Regions from separate parts of the Homo sapiens genome. Here region 2 is linked to region 1. The links are chromatin loops, found by intact Hi-C in ENCODE. Cell type or tissue: Calu3. All regions are shown on one strand. Links, peaks and the distances in the headings refer to the core of each region. The heading gives the core; the rest is flanking DNA.

What was found. A loop is a pair of places that touch in the nucleus more often than their neighbours do. Peaks named below come from ENCODE experiments on the same cell type or tissue, not always from the same donor. Only the 100,000 strongest peaks of a DNase experiment are listed, where the experiment ranks them.
Region 2: a loop joins it to region 1, with 7 times the contacts of the local background. A loop is called at or near these places in 13 of 110 quality-filtered maps.

The regions. Positions count from the first base shown.
Region 1 is chr2:142,160,730-142,169,269 of GRCh38, reverse strand. No RefSeq gene overlaps it. Among named protein-coding and RNA genes, the nearest start is that of LRP1B, 34 kb to the right of the region's middle. RefSeq lists an enhancer at 3,134-3,343. In Calu3, for the core only: no CTCF peak of the experiment used is centred there; a DNase peak (open chromatin) is centred at 3,349.
Region 2 is chr2:142,599,759-142,608,298 of GRCh38, reverse strand. No RefSeq gene overlaps it. Among named protein-coding and RNA genes, the nearest start is that of KYNU, 270 kb to the left of the region's middle. In Calu3, for the core only: no CTCF peak of the experiment used is centred there; no DNase peak of the experiment used is centred there.

The sequences.
Region 1 (8,540 bases), core at 102-8,101:
AATTATAACTCTTATTTTGTGTTAACAAAATAATATCTATTGAATACAATAGATATTATTAAATTGTCTTCTTTGTGTCTCTGTACTCCAGGTACTTTTAAAATTCTTGTTTAGATAGTCACAAGAAAGACATTATAGAATAAAGATATTTTTTAGATAATTAAAATTAATCTTGCATTTTGTATTCTACTTCCAAGGAAATGAATTGTTTTCAACGGTTTATAGTTTATAATTGAATCTTTAGTATCCTAAGAAACCCAAAACTTGCAATAGCCTTGCTGTCTTTTTAAAGCATCTATGTACACAAAGTCATAGAAGTTCATGCTTACTGTTTGATACCTATGATTTTTGAGCTCTAATTTCTGACATTAACAAGTCAGAATGTGATGTTGGGAACAGAAAGGGAAATATTACGTCTCTGGGTCAAATGTGATTCTAAAATTCGTTCATTTTTCTTTTATTCTTTCTTTATCTACTAGTTCTGGACAGAGACTTAGGTTGTTTCCATAGCTCGGCTATTATGAATAATGATGCAATGAACATGGGAGCACGGATATCTGTACAACATGCTGATTTTATTTCCTTTGGGGTACACATTCAGAAGGGAGATTGCTGTGTCACATGGTACTATGGTGGGAAAAAGTGATTATAAAGTCGTACTCATCACTTCCGGACGTGCGGACATCATCTGGCATTAAAATGGCAAGCAGATCTTTATCTCAAGAGAACTCAGGGCTCACAGAGGGGTTAAAGAGTAACCAAAATACCTCAAGTGATGGAAATTCGGCTTTAATTCCATCATTCAGCTTAGGTACACCAGTCAGACCTGCTGCCTTACTTCACTAAGAAGAGGGCATGTCACTCTTTCAGTAAAACAGACAGAATAAGACTGAGAGAGTGTATGTCCTTGGCAATGTAGAGTTTAATTATGGAATACAGTAAGATTTCAGACTATCTTAAGATGAGGATTTGCATTGTTATAGCTTAGTAACTTCTGTTTCCAGAGAGGTGTAAATTGGTTATGACCTTGGAGTCTTTATATTACAGTTACATATTTTCTTAGTAAAAGATTCATAAATGCAGTTCTTATCATAGTAAACTTTTAAAAATTCTGAAAAAAAAACCCTCATAATTAGAACAGTTGGGAGATGCTGTACTCAGCTCCTATATTTTATTTATAAAAGAGAAGAAAGCCATTCAAGACACTGGATCAAGACTGTTCAAGTTTGAAACACACTTACCATATGTGTAATGTTGACCTAGTAACTTCACTTTTTGGTTCTTCAGTGTCATTATCTGAAAAGTGAGAATGGAAATAATACCTAAGGTTTATTGGGAAGATTAAGTTCAAGAACACATATGAAAAACTTGGAACAGTGCCTGGCACTTAATAAGTGTTTAATAAATTCTAGCTGTTATTTTTTTTCCATGCCTCTTTATTTTTTATTTTTTATTTTTTTAAATTTTATTATTATTATACTTTAAGTTTTAGGGTATATGTGCACAACGTGAAGGTTTGTTACATATGTATACATGTGCCATGTTGGTGTGCTGCACCCATTAACTCGTCATTTAGCATTGGGTATATCTCCTAATGCTATCCCTCCCCCCTCCCCCCACCCCACAACAGTGCAGCAAAGACTTGGAACCAACCCACATGTCCAACAATGATAGACTGGATTAAGAAAATGTGGCACATATACACCATGGAATATATGCAGCCACAAAAAATGATGAGTTCATGTCCTTTGTAGGGACACGGATGAAGCTGGAAACCATCATTCTCAGCAAACTATCGCAAGGACAAAAAACCAAACACTGCATGTTCTCACTCATAGGTGGGACTTGAACAATGAGATCACATGGACACAGGAAGGGGAATACCATAGCTGTTACTTTTACTAAAATTTTATATAGTATATACTGAAGGCATACCCACATGATGTTTTGATAAACATATGCACAATGAAATGATTGCTACAGTCAAACATATTAACGTGTCCGTCTCCTCACATGCATGCTTTTATTTTGTATTAAGAGCACCTGAACTCTGCTCAGCAGATTTTCGGCATACAATAAAATAGTATTAACCATACTCCTTATGCTGAAAATTATGTCTGTAAATTTATTCATCCTACATAACTGTACCTTTCTATCTTTGACCTACATCTTCTGATTCCCTCCCCCACATTGCCCTGCCCCTGGTACAAAGGTGCTGATTTTATTTCCTTTGGGGTATTTACACAGAAGGGGAATTACAGAGTCATCTGGTAGTCTTACTTTTAATTTTTGGAGAAACCTCATACTGTTTTCCATAATGGCCGTATCAATTTATATTCCCACCAACAGTGTTGGTTATCTTTTTTTCACACTCTCATCAACATCTATCTTTTGCCTTTATGATAATAGGCATTTTGACAGATGTGAGGTGATACTTCTTTGTGGTATTGATTTGCATTTTCCTGATGATTAGAGACACTGAACACCTTTTCATATACCTGTCATACTATTGCTGATTCTGAAAAAGGAGCCATTTTATCTCTTATTTAAATCATTATTTTTTCTACTATTGAAAATTTATAACAAATATATGATATATTTGATTTCATAGTCTGTAAGAGATTAGAAAGATTAAATAATATAATTAGATATACATTAGGAGGTGGGGGAGGACCAAAAAAATGTGTGCGAGTTCCCAAAGATAGAAGAAAGAACAAGTAGCTGTCAGTTAATAGCGGCACATAAAACTGGACAAAATTAGTACAAAAATTTTAAAGGCCTACGTATCTAGGTCATCTCAGGCCATTTAGTTTAAAAGGTGTAACACTATTTCAATATTTACTATGGGAATGAAAATAATAAAATAGAGTAAATAATATTTTAAAATGAATTCCTTGGATTATTAAAATAGCTTAAATTATGTTCAGTGCATTACGTTAAAGCATAGCAATATATCTCTAAAATATTTTAGTGAGGGCTTATTTCAGACTTTGTTTATTAAAGAAAATTACTTTATATTATTTAGATGCATTTTTGCATTATAAAATCACACGTTGCCTTTATACTTAAATAACCTGTCTCTTTGCTGCCCTTGCATTTTCTGCCTATTCTGGTCTCATACCCAGCTGCAAGTTCCCCTTCAGTCATATCTCCAGCAGCTGTCTCCTGTGCTCGCTTCTCCAGTTCAAGGCCGTGGTGCTTTATCTGCTCCAGTGCCACTCAAGGGTATCAATGCTAAGTCCTCTCCTGTCTGAGAAGTTACATGAAGTCATCACCAATCTCCTGGGATTCACCATGAGCCAGATACTCACGGCAGGGACTTTCCCTCTCCACCTCCATCACCACTGTTGTCCTAATTCCTCAGAAACACTGCTCCCTTGAGGCCACAATGAGTTAAAGCCACACTGTGCCCATGTTCCTTCATGCTTCTTCTCTCAATATTTTTTCAGAATTTTATACATAATTTACTAAAAACTTATTATGTACTATACATATTATAGACATGAAAGATATGATTGTTACATAGACCTAATTCCTGGCTCAGTGAAGTGGAAGATGAATGCAAGTAAATTAGCCATTAAAATATAACCAAGCACTTATGGATCTACAGCTGAGACTCAGATATTGTTATTTTTAACTTTTCCCTTATTACTCCATCTGCCTCCTCTCCAGTGTCAGGTTACTAAAATCCAATGACATGAAGGGCAGTTTACTTTGGACACTCAGAGATGAGGCTGCACAATGGGAGGGTGCACAAGTGTAAGAATCTGGGAGAAATTGCTGGGTTGAAATCAACATACATTTTCCATTTTATTAAAACGATGCCAAATAATTGTCCCAAATTGGTTATACCAATTTATATTCTAACCCGCAATGTGTGGCCATTCACCTTGTTTTTCTACTTCATCAAATTTTTCATTTTCTTTTTTAACATTTGACAACCTGTGAAGGAAACATGCTTTTTAAAATTTTCACTCTACAGTTAGATATATCTATGTATGTACTTTAGATATATCTGTGTATATACTTTCACATATGACAAAGTCATATATGACTTTGTATATACATATATATGCATATCTATCTATAAAGATTTTATATAGGATAGTTCATAATCATATAATTTACCAAATCATTATAAGGCAAATACCCATATAATTTATACTTGCATCAAGTACAGAATATTCATAGCACCTCAAAGTCTCATTCATGTTCCTTTGCAATAAAAATCTCTCTCTTGAGCACCATGTCATACTCTCTCGAGAAGTAATGTTAACACTGGATCATTCTTTTTCCCATGTGATTCTTCTTCACTCCAATCATTTAATTCATCTGTTCATTTTAAGTCAAGCATTTTACACCTAAGAATGGTTCTTTGCATTTCCCACAAGTTCTTGAATAAGGAGTTAATTTAGATTCTGATTGTTTTTGTTTTTGTTTTTTCTGTTTTTGTTTCATTTGCGCATTGTTTATTGAGCTGTTCCTCAACTTTAAGCTTTCTTTCACTCAAATACTTACCTAGAGTGCTGACAAAACAATTCTACTTTCTAAACACAGTCAAGGTGAACATTATTTATTCCAATGCAATTCTGGTAGTATTTAAACACCTCCACATCCATGAATCCTATAAGGATGCTACGCACTTAGAAGGGTCTTTTCATTTTCACAGCAGTATTTGGCATACACAGACAGGTCAGGTATTATATGAAGATAATAAAAATAAAGGAGCTTACCACAAGGAAAAAAAACCTATTATTAATTGTTTGAGAGAGGCTCTCCTTGTAGTGAAAGAAATATGCTGCTTCCTGCAGGATTTCATAGCATCATATTGCTAGGAGGGAACTAAGAAATCATCTAATCCTATCCCTCAAGGTTTAGGGAGGTGAACTGATGTACTGTTGACCCTTGCATTTATATATGACTTTTCTTTGTCAGGATAAAAAACAACCAAAAACAACAAGAAAAACAATCAAAGGGTAGAAATTATAGACCTATAATGAGATGATGTTAATATGCTTTTATTTTTTAATTAAAAAACACAGGCAAATAAAAAATGCAGCAAACTCAAAATGCAGATTTTATAATAAACACCCATACAACCAAAACCTAATATTGACAGTATTCATTTATTGTATTTGCTTTAATTTTTGTATATAAATACTGTAAAGTTAGAATTTCTCTTATTCTCTACAGCCAGTTGCCTTGTCTTTCTCTGAAGTCACCACTGGCATATATTAAGTTAATAGCCTTCTAGTTCTTTTAAAAGTACTGCTGCCTACATTTTAATTTTCCCATTATTTTTGATATGTTTTTTATATTAGTGAATGTAGTCATTTTTATATACTTTCTAGAAATCACGTTTCTCTCAATATTCTTTTTTGAAATCTACGGTTATATATTGATGTAATTTATTTCTTACAAGTAACATATAGTATTTAATTGTAGGAACAGATTTAATTTTATTTGCTCATATTCTTCTATTAGACATTTCAATTGCTTTGAAATTTTACATGTTGTAAACAATGTCGTGATAAAAAAATGCTTGTATGTGTCTCTTTGGGATGATTTTCAAGAGATTCTTGGCAAGGGGTCTTACTTTGTCATAAGCATGTACACTTAATTTTTTGATTTTTTTAACTTTATTTTAAGCTCAGGGATATAAGTGCCCATTTGTTACATAGGTAGACTTGTGTCGTGCGGATTTGTTGTACAGATTATTTCATCATCCAGGTATTAACCTAGTAGCCATTAGTTGTTTCTCCTGTTCCTCTCTCTCCTTTCATCTCCATCCAAAAGTCCCCATTGTGTGTTGTTCCTCTCCATGTGTCCATGAGCTCTCATCATTTAGTTCCCACTTTATAAGTGTGAATGTGTGATATTTGGTTTTCTGTTCCTGTGTTACTTTGCTAAGGATAATGGCCTCCAGCTGCATCCATGTCCTTGCAAAGGACATGATCTCATTCCTTTTTATGATTGCATAATATTCCATAGTGTATATGTACTATATTTTCTCTATCTAGTCTATTACTAACGGACATTTAGGTTGATCCATGTCTTTGCTATTGTGAATAGTGCTGCAATGAACATATACGTGCATGTGTCTTTATAATAGAATGATTTATACTCCTTTGGATATATATATACAGTAATGGGATTGCTGGATCGAATGGTATTTCTGTCTTTAGTTCTTTGGGAAATCACTACACTGTCTTCCACCATAGCTGAGCTAATTAACACTCCCACCAACAGTGTATGAGCATTCCTTTTTCTCTACAACCTTGCCAACATCTGTTATTTTTTGACTTTTTAATAATAGTCATTCTCACTGGTGTTAGATGGTATCTCACAGTGTTTGTTTGTTTGTTTTTGAGACAGAGTCTCTCTCTGTCGCCCAGGCTGGAGTGCAGTGGAACTATCTGCTCACGGCAACTTCTGCCACGTGGATTCAAGTGATTATCGTGCCTCAGCCTCCTGAGTAGCTGGAATTACAGGTGCACACCACCATGCCTGGCTAATTTTTGTATTTTTAGTAGAAATGAGATTTTGCCATGTTAGCGAAGCTGGTCTTGAACTCCCAACCTTAATTGATTTGCCCTCTTTGATTTCCCAAAGTGTTGTGATTACAGATGTGAGCCACTGCGTCCAACCTCATTGTGGTTTTAATTTGCATTTCACTAATGATCAGTGATGTTGAGTTTTTTTTTTTTTTTCATTTGATTGCTGGCCACATGTATGTCTTCTTTTGAAAAGTGTCTGTTCATATCATTTGCCCACTTTTTAATGTTTTTTTTTTGTTTTCGTAAATTTAAGTTCCTTATAGATGCTGATTATTAGACTTTAGTCAGATGCATAGTTTGCAAAAATTTTCTCCCAGTCTGTAAATTGTTTGCTTACTCTGTTCATATTTTATTTTGCTGTGCAGAAGCTCTTTAGTTTAAATAGATCCCGTTTGTTAATTTTTGCTTTTGTTACAATTGCTTTTGGCGTCTTAGTCATAAAACTTTTGCCCGTGCCTATGTCCTTAATGGTATTGCCTAGGTTGTCTTCCAGGATTTGTATACTTCTGGGTTTTACACTTAAGTCTTTAACCCATCTTGAGTTGATGCTGTATATGGTGTAAGGAAGGGTCACAGTTTCAATCTTCTGCATATGGCTAGACAGTTATCCCAGCGCCACTTATTAAATAGGGAATCCTTTCCCCATTGCTTGTTTTTGTCAGGTGTGTTGAAGATCAGATAGTTGTAGGTGTGTGGCCTTATTTCTGAGTTCTGTATTCTGTTCCGTTGGTCTATATGTCTGTTCTTGTACCAGTACCATACTGTTTTGGTTACTGTAGCCCTGTAGCATGGTCTGGAGTTGGGTAATGTGATGCTTTGGGCTCTTTTTTGGGCTCTTTTTTGGTTCCATAAGAATGCTAAAATAGGTTTTTCCAGTTCTGTAAAGAATGTAAATGATAGTTTAGTGGGAATAGCATTGAATCTATAAATTGCTTTGGGCAGTATGGCCATTTTCACGATACTGATTCTTCCTATCCATTAACATAGAATGATTTTCCATATGTTTGTGTCATCTCTGATTTCTTTGAGCAGTGGTTTGTAGCTCTTCTTGTAGAGATCTTTCAACTCCCTAGTTAACTGTACTTCTTGGTATTTTATGCTTTTTATGGAAATTGTGAATGGAAATTCATTTTAGCTCTTCGCTTGACTGCTGTTCGTGTATAGGATGCTAGTGATTTTTGCATATTGATTTTTATATCCTGAGCCTTTGCTAAAGTTGCTTATCAGCTTAAGAAGGTTTTGGGCTAAGATGATGGGGTTTTCTAGATATAGGATCATGTCACCTGCAAACATGGATAGTTTGACTCCCTCTCTTCCTTTTTGAGTGCGCTTTATTTCTTTCTCTTGCCTGATTGCTCTGGCTGGAACGTCCAGTACTATGTTGAATAGGAGTAGTAAGAAAGGCATCCTTGTCTTGTGCCGGTTTTCAAGGGGAATGTCTCTAGCTTTTGCCCATTCAGTATGATGTTGCCTGTGGGTTTGTCATAGATAGCTCTTAACATTTTGAGGTATGTTCCTTCAATATCTAGTATATTGAGAGTTTTTAACATGAAGGAATGTTGAATTTTATTGAAAGCCTTTTCTACATCTATTGAGATAATCGTGTGGTTTTTGTCTTTATTTCTGTTTATGTGATGAATCACATTTCCTGATGTGCATATGTGAACCAACCTTGCATCCTGGAGATGAAGCCAACTTGATCGTAGTGGATAAGCTTTTTGATGTACTGCTGGATTCGGTTTGCCAGTTTTTTGTTGACAATTTTGTATCGATGTTCATCAAGGCTATTGGCCTGAAGTTTTGTTGTTGTTGTTGTTTTATTTCTGCCAGGTTTTGGTATCAGGATGATGCTGGTCTCATTGAATGAGTTAGAGAGGAGTCCCTCCTTTTCAATATTTTTGCAATAGTTTCAGTAGTAATGGTACCAGCTCTTCTTTGTACATCTGGTAGAATTCAAGTGTGAAAGCTGTCTGGTACTGGGCT
Region 2 (8,540 bases), core at 376-8,375, 440 kb before region 1:
ACTGGGTATATACCGAAAGTACTATAAATCATGTTGCTATAAAGACACATGCACATGTATGTTTATTGCAGCATTATTCACAATAGCAAAGACTTGGAACCAAGCCAAATGTCCAACAATGATAGACTGGATTAAGAAAATGTGGCACATATACACCATGGAATACTATGCAGCCATAAAAAATGATGAGTTCATGTCCTTTGTAGGGACATGGATGAAATTGGAAATCATCATTCTCAGTAAACTATCGCAAGAACAAAAAACCAAACACCGCATATTCTCACTCATAGGTGGGAAGTGAACAATGAGATCACGTGGTCACAGGAAGGGGAATATCACACTCTGGGAACTGTGGTGGGGTGGGGGGAGGGGGGAGGGATAGCACTGGGAGATATACCTAATGGTAGATGACGAGTTAGTGGGTGCAGCACACCAGCATGGCACATGTATACATATGTAACTAACCTGCACAATGTGCACATGTACCCTAAAACTTAAAGTATAATAAAAAAAAAAAGAAACACACACACACAGACACAAAGAATGAAAGCCATAGTAAAAGTAAGAAAAATAAAAAGAAATAACAAAGTTATGTTTCTTTAAAAAAAAAAAGTTATATAGATTGAAAGTAATAGCAACCATTTGTGAAGACTCCACTAGATTTGAGACATTGTATTATGATTCAATTTAATCACGTTTTGTGTTGGAACCCCTCCCCACTCCATGTAAGTTTTATTATTTTGTTTTAGAAAAGACAAGTTAAAATAACATGGCTTAAGTCATGCACCAACAAGCTCTATAATGAAAATTAAAACATAAATGTATCCTTCTTTAAATCCACACTCTTCACTAAACCATGTTGCCTCCACAATTCCTCTCAAGCATACAGTATTAACTAATAAAACATGTTCTTAAATTTGCACTGTACATTTATCCTAATTTAATAGAGAAATCAGGTAGCTTCCATTTGGGAATATTAATTTTGAAATATAAAAGCAGTTAGTCAAAAGATTTAGAGTCCTTTTTTGTGGAAGGTGTTTTGACTTAGGTTTCTAGATCAATGGTTGGCATCAATTTTACCAATATGAATGTATCTAAACCTTGGTTAAACATAAGAGACAAACAGAAATTTATTAAAGTAATAAACATAAATATTTTTTGATTTTTTAGCTATTTCACTTTCATTTTAATTTGTGGCATATTGTTTATAATCTGACACCTTGATTATGTGATTAAATAGCTTATACTGTATATCATATTCAGTCAACATAGGTGACATAATCAGGCAAATCGAGCAATTGTCTGGCCATCAGACTTTATTAATGCTGATAACCAATTCAAAAACATTCTTTGAAGTAATTGTCTCTTAGCTCAATACAAATGTTGCTTCAGTTTTTTCATCATGTGCCTTTGGAGAGCATCTAAATATTGTTTTTTTCTTTCATTTATTTTCTTGTTGCTTATGTTGTTTATGGGACAATGGTTCTCAAGCACTGTTGACTGCAAACAACTCATCTGGACAGCTTGTAGTTGGCCCCATCTCAGAGATTCTATTTCAGTTATTGACAGACAAAATCTGGTAATTCTGAAGCAATTTATCACAAGGACCATACTGTTGTGGGTAATACAGCTCCTTAACATCAGTCAGTTAGAAAATAATATTTATTTTGTGGGAAATATTGAGTTAGTGTTTATTACTGAATAGCATGTATGCCTGCCTTCAGTGTTTTTCAATCTAGCTAGGATGATATAGTATACATACACATTTTAGGACTTTTGTGGACCAATCACCAAATAGTGATTATTCAATAGTTTCTAGCAACCATAATTTTCAAATGCAGATGTTTCTGATTACCTTCATTTTTACATTATTTTCCTTGATTATTCCCAGTTAAAGTGAATTAAACATATAGATAATTTTATAACTTTCCCTATATGTAGCATAAAATATTGACAACTGGTTGAAAAGCAGATAGTCAGATGTCATTATAAAGCAGGCAAATATAAATAAATTATTATTAGACCTAATAAAATATCTTATAACAGTTTAATTTATAGATTTGTGGGGATTTTCATCTTTTAAGAATGATTTTGTCTATTGCTGTATTTAATTAACATAAAACCAAAAAAATATATAGTTTACTCATTTTTAGTTTATCACTTGCTCCAATTCTGGGAATAAGTTATCAAAAATTTCATAAAATATTAACTTGGATTCTATAATTAAATGTATTTTGTTCTTATATATGTACACCATCTGAATTTATTTGGCTTCAATGTAAAAAGTTAAATAATCTTTACCAGACCAACAAGTATTGAAGTATTTATGAAAGTTCATATGTATCACTAACAAAATTGATGCAAATATCAAGGAAAATATCTGACAGACTCACTATGGGAAAAATAAACATATGAATAGTTAATCATGGGAGAAATAAACAAGATTAACAGCTGTAGACATGTTGAAAATTTTATTGTATTAAATATAGCCATGTTTTGTTGTATCTCATTAAATTTCAGCTGGAAATTTTATTCAGAGAAGTTAATTTAAACAGGCTTTGCATTGAGTATTGTCATAATGTTTAAAATCTGGGCGATGGGCTTGAATCAAAGAGTGATGGTAAACAGTGTCATGTTCGCTGAGTGTCATAGCGATGTATGTCAGCCTGGTCTTACTTGAAACCTCATTAATGATCTGAGAGACGGAGTGAATAGCACACTAATGACATTCTGACATGAACTCAGATTGGCAGATACTAAAAACACCACTTAAAAAAAGGTCACTGCTGGAAACTATCTTAAACAAGTAGAATCTTGGCAAGAAAGTTAAAACACATTTAATTTTTCCAATGGGATGTAGCTGAAGAAAATAATGGAAACTATAGCTTGTGAGTTCAATCTTTTAAAGGCAGTCTGGAAATAGGTAAGAGTAACTATTAAATTAAAACACTGTATTCTAATTTTGCAGGATAACAGCTCCATAGATATTACAGCATTACATTCAAAGGTTTAAAAAGTTAGTAGTTCAAATTATACATACACAGAAATCTACATATCTATCTGAAAATCTACATGCACTTTTCTATACTTAATGCTCCAGATATATCTACATTATAGCTCCTCAGAGAATGAACTTTAAATTTTGTTATTGATGTTGGCTAACTCATTCCAAAAAAGCTGTAGATGAAGTGGCAGGAGAGAGAGAAAAAGTGCCATAAAAGGCAATTAAAAAGTGAAAAAGGAATAAGAATTAGGAAAGAATAGCATCCATATGACACCTTTGGGAAAAGAGAGAAGAATGCCTTACTGGAATCATTTATATGAAATGGAAGAAGGGAAAATAAACAGTAAAAAAAGAAATTTAGAATAAATGTTATGAAAAAGTGGCAAAGTAATGGAAATAGCTTTTACAAATGAAACTAGTTTGAAAATGAGCTTCACTACAAGTGTCACCTTTGCAAAACACATACATCTCAGTCTCTACAGTATAAGTTCAATTACCCTGTTTATGACGTTCCTAAGATCATTTTTGCTCTACTGATTTAAACATTTCAGTGACATAAAACTGAGGTAATTCCAAAACTCTACATATTAATTAATTGAAACAAAATATATTGAGAAGCTATCAGTTTGTCAGTCCCTGAACACGTTTTGCCTTAGGCAATTTCTAAATTGTATTTGATATTCTAGAGTTTGAGTTTTAAGATCATGTACTAAAAGTGCATTTTTTGGGGGTATAGGGAAGAACTCCCTTTTAAGTGTTATAGTAAACATATTTGAAAGAATACTGAATGAAAAGTCCAGGGAACCAGATTCTGTTAATTTAGTCACTAACCGGGATGGCCATGGGAAAATTTCTTAAATTCTTAGATTTAATGTTAAAATTGGAGTAATGGAATTACATTATCCTATAACTCTAAGATTCTATGTTTAAGAAAGAAGTCTCTTGTCCCTCTTATCCTCTACAATCCAGCAAATATGGAAAAGATTCTAAGAGAATACTGAAAAGAAAGATATAGTACAGCTAAACAAAACAGATTCTACTGTACAATTTATGGAAATGAAATAATTACTTACACACCAAAACACTGTGTCAAGGCAGCATAATTAAGGTATTAAAAAACTACCTAGAATTCTGAGAATTAATGGAGCTGAAGTGTGGATATTTAATGACACATAGGGATTCATAATAAACTGAAATCATATATATGAAGAGTAGATTATAAATAAGCAGAAAGAAAAGAGTGAGAACTTTCCTTCAGGGTTTGTTATTATTAAAGCTTAACTTTCAGATCTGATATTTAAATTTTTGATGTGGAATTTTGACAAATGCCACTTGGAGGCACTCTTATACTAACTATTCTACTGAAGAATTCATACTCTCAAGATGTCAAAGAATGAAAGTTCTAGTTTTTATTTTCCTTTTTTAATTCTAATAATCACTTGGGGATGGGTAATTAACACTGGTTGTGGTATTTAAACTTTGACGTTATTCAAATTTATCACCTTGTGATTTTTACAGGTATAAATAATCCCCTGTTCATCTAATAAAACAGATTTCATTCATGCCTGTAAGGAATGAAAGAAGGGTTTTAGGATATCATCTAAAAATTAGTTTGAGAATAAATTTTGGTTTAAAAGCTAATGTCAATTTTTCAAGTGAGAAATTTTTACATGTTTTAAAAAAACTGGTCTTTATTTAAATTTGCTACTACCAAAAATAGAACAATCAATGAGAACTCAGAGACACTTTTGATGAGAGCCAATCTCACCAGCCAATTTTTAAATGTTTAAGGAAAATACAAAGAATCAACAGGATTATATTAAAATATTTTATGAAATACAACAGCATATACAATAGTGCAAGTTAAAATTGATTTGCACAGGAAAACTAAAGTTCATAGGTATCAATTTTTGGTAAGATATTTTTAAAGGAATGGATATTATTTTAAATTTTTCTCATTTTTTGTTCATTTTATAAAGTTAATTTTAAAAATAATACAACTATTCTTACAACACATGTAAAGATGGATTGTTAAGTTCATATTTTATTTTGAATAGATTTGAAAGATCTTGACTATTATATGAACAAGTGTATGTATATTTTACCTTATTCTACTTTAATCTGAAACTATAATCTATAAAAGAGGACATTAGAAATAATCACTTTTTGCTATTGCTTTTGCATGGGATATTTTGATGTTTTTATGATGAATGCTATTATTGTCATTGTAACATACAAACTATGACATTAAAATGCTGATTTTTAACAACATTTTAAGTAACTGCTCAAAGATAATACCGATTAAAATAGTATATTTGACTATGAATAGAATGAGTAAATAGTAACAATTAGTTAGACTCTAACAAGTGTTAAATAGGTTACTCTATTAGTTAGGTTACTAATTGTTATAGTAAATAGTAACCTATTACTGTTATTTACCTATAGTAAATAGTAACCTATTACTGTTATTTACCTATAGTGAATAGTAACCTATTACTGTTATTTACCTATAGTAAACAGTAACCTATTTACTATAACAATTAGTAAACATGTATATGTTACAAACTAATATTTGAAAAGGCTAATGAGCTTTTAGTTCTTTAAATGCTTGTTAGCCCTATGACATATCAAAAAGTATGTGTCATCTGGACACCTTAGGTAGGAAAGAGGTTCTTCAGTAGCCTGACTTGTGGGTTATGTTCCCATCCACAGCTGTGGGCACTGGCTCATTCTTCATTCTTTCTACATTCATGCCTCCTTGGGATAGTGATTTATCTTCAGGCTCTTAACACCTAAGACATTTGTATTTTTCAGCACTACAAAGTTTCTTTTGTCCTATTTCTACACATAATGAATCACTTTCTTTAATCTAGGAATTTGATTAATATTTGGATAATTTATATCTATATATATGTACATTCTTTTTATTGGTTAATACATCACGGATTATAATTTTCTGATAGCAAAGGGCAAGGTCTATTTATATAAATTCATATATGAACTATAGTTCCACATAGTCACCAAAGACATACTTTCTCCAGTAATTTAATGGAAAATTATATTTAGAGCTGGGGAAGTTGAAAATAGTAAACATTGGATTTTTCCTGTTTCCAAGTCAATGGATAAGGATCATATAAGGAAAGCACAGTAGTGGGATATTTGTGTGTTCTAGTTGTTCATTTTTTGTGTAACAAACCACCCCAAAACAGTGGCGTAAATCAATAGCAATCATTCATTTTGCTCACAAATCTGGGGATTGACAGGACTCAGCTAGTCCAGTTCTTGCTCAGGGTACCTCATGATGGAGCCGTCAGACAGTAGCTGAGGCTGGGACACCCAGGAGGCTCTTTCATTCGTGCATCTGATGTAGGTCTCCTCAGGCATCCCTCTCTCTCCTTACGTGGTCTCTGCATATGACCACTCACCGTGGTTGGACTTCGTACATGAGGCTTTGTGCTGCCACCAGGCCCGTTGTCCCAAAACACCAAATGTGTGTGGCTTTTTCTTGGTTAGCCTCAGAAGTCACACAACATTACTTTGATCACATTATATTTGTCAAGCCTGCCAAAAGGGCCCACCCAGTTTCAAGGGAAGAGGACATAAATTTTACCTCTTGATTGAAGAATGTCAAAAAAATACCACATTTTTAAACGTAGTTCGTTTGTCAAATTTTCCAATTAAAACCAGGCTCCTGCTTCAATCAAGTTGCAAATATCAACACAAAATATGAGGCGATATTTTGATTATTGAATATATTTAATTTAGCATTTTGTATACTTTGAGATTCCCAATTCAGTGAAATATATCTGCATTCTTTCAAATGCATTATGCTTTCACTCCCAAATTTTAAATAAAATATATTTCATTTGTACTAGTGAGAAAAGGTTTTCCTAAATCTGTAATGTACTAGGACTCCTTGATTTTCTAATTCTATGCATTTTAAGATAGATAACTGCTTAGAAGTTATCTAGTCTAATTCTCTGTCTAAAACTTGAAACCCTTTGACAACATCCCTGCTGGATGAGCATCCAGCTTGTGCCCAGGTAAACAAAGGGATAGTTGACTCATGGGAAGTGCATTCAATTTTTACCCAGAGACAGTAATCAGAAAATGTCTTCCTTAATTTAAGCCACCTTCTGCCTGCCTTTCTACCTCACCACTTCTCATTCAGCCTAAAAATACACATAAAACATTTTTGTCTTGGTCTCATCCCTATTCCACCAAATCGGTAACAAGTTTTACTGCCTGGAAAAAACATGCTACTTAGACGGAATCACAAACATGAGATTTCATGCAAACTTGGTAGCAATCATGTGGGTAGTGAGCAGAGAGTTTGGCTTGCTCCTCTGGCCTCAAGGATAATCCAAGATGGGAGAGCAGAAGGAGAATGCAGACTGCTCCAATAAAAGATTCTGGATGTGATCTTTGTCCCAATATCCTCAAGTTGCAAATTCTAATGGAACATTGAAATCTGTTCATCTCGTTCATCATATTTTAAGAGATGGAGAGGAAATAACTGCTCTTTCCTCTGCCCTCATGCTGTCTTTATCTGCCTCCTTTTCCTGACTGTAAATTGAAAGAGAGGAATACATATATTCTCAGTTGTACACAATACCTGAAGTTTCTGGCATTTGAAAATCCAATAAATATTTATTCAATAAATATATATTTAGCGAATGAATACATAAATAAATATTTGAAGTGTCTGTGGTATCAGAAATGTCTCTGACATCCAGTGAAGAAACAGGAAATAAACTACCCCCAGAGAGTTTTCTGGAATGCAAAGGGAGCTAAAAGATCACAGAAGAAAGAAGGGTGTCCTCTCTCCTGTTAATACCAGAACATATTCCTTTTTAGAGTATTTGGGTATGCATTTAAGAGAGGTTACTATTTTCCTAAACTCTGTGATTTCCCAAAAATGTGTTTACCTAGGATGAGGACAGCTCTGCCCTCTGACTTTTTCCAGCCAAAGAAGAAAACTGCAGAGGCCAGCTCTAGGGGAATTATTTGATCAGTGACCCTCATGCACTACAATCTTATTTAATAAAGCAAATCAACTGATGGACTTACTGCTGCAATGGTGGATTCAATTCCTGCCTGATGTAAAAGTAAATAACACATCAAGGAGAAAGGAATGGGGAAGTGGGACATGCCATTTTTCACAATATTTTTATTTACTAACATACTAAATATTCTCATTGTATTGAGTCATTATGGAATTGGGGAAATACACAGTTTGAAGTCAGGTAGATGTGGGATCAAATCTCAAATTTAAGTGACTTTGGAAAGTTACTGAACTTCTCTGAGCCGGTTAGCTCATTTATAAATATGGCTGTTGTGAATATTAAACAATATTGTGTAAGCATCATGCCTAGAACTGTCTCTTCCCTTCCTCTGTTTCCCCTCTTTTTGTCATCACTGATTTGCTCTAGAAAATAATCTTATTTAGGGAATTAGAATTGTGGTGTGGATTTTATTCTGTAGTGAATATTATGTATCTTCCCAAAATATTGAACCTAGATCTGATGACATCAGT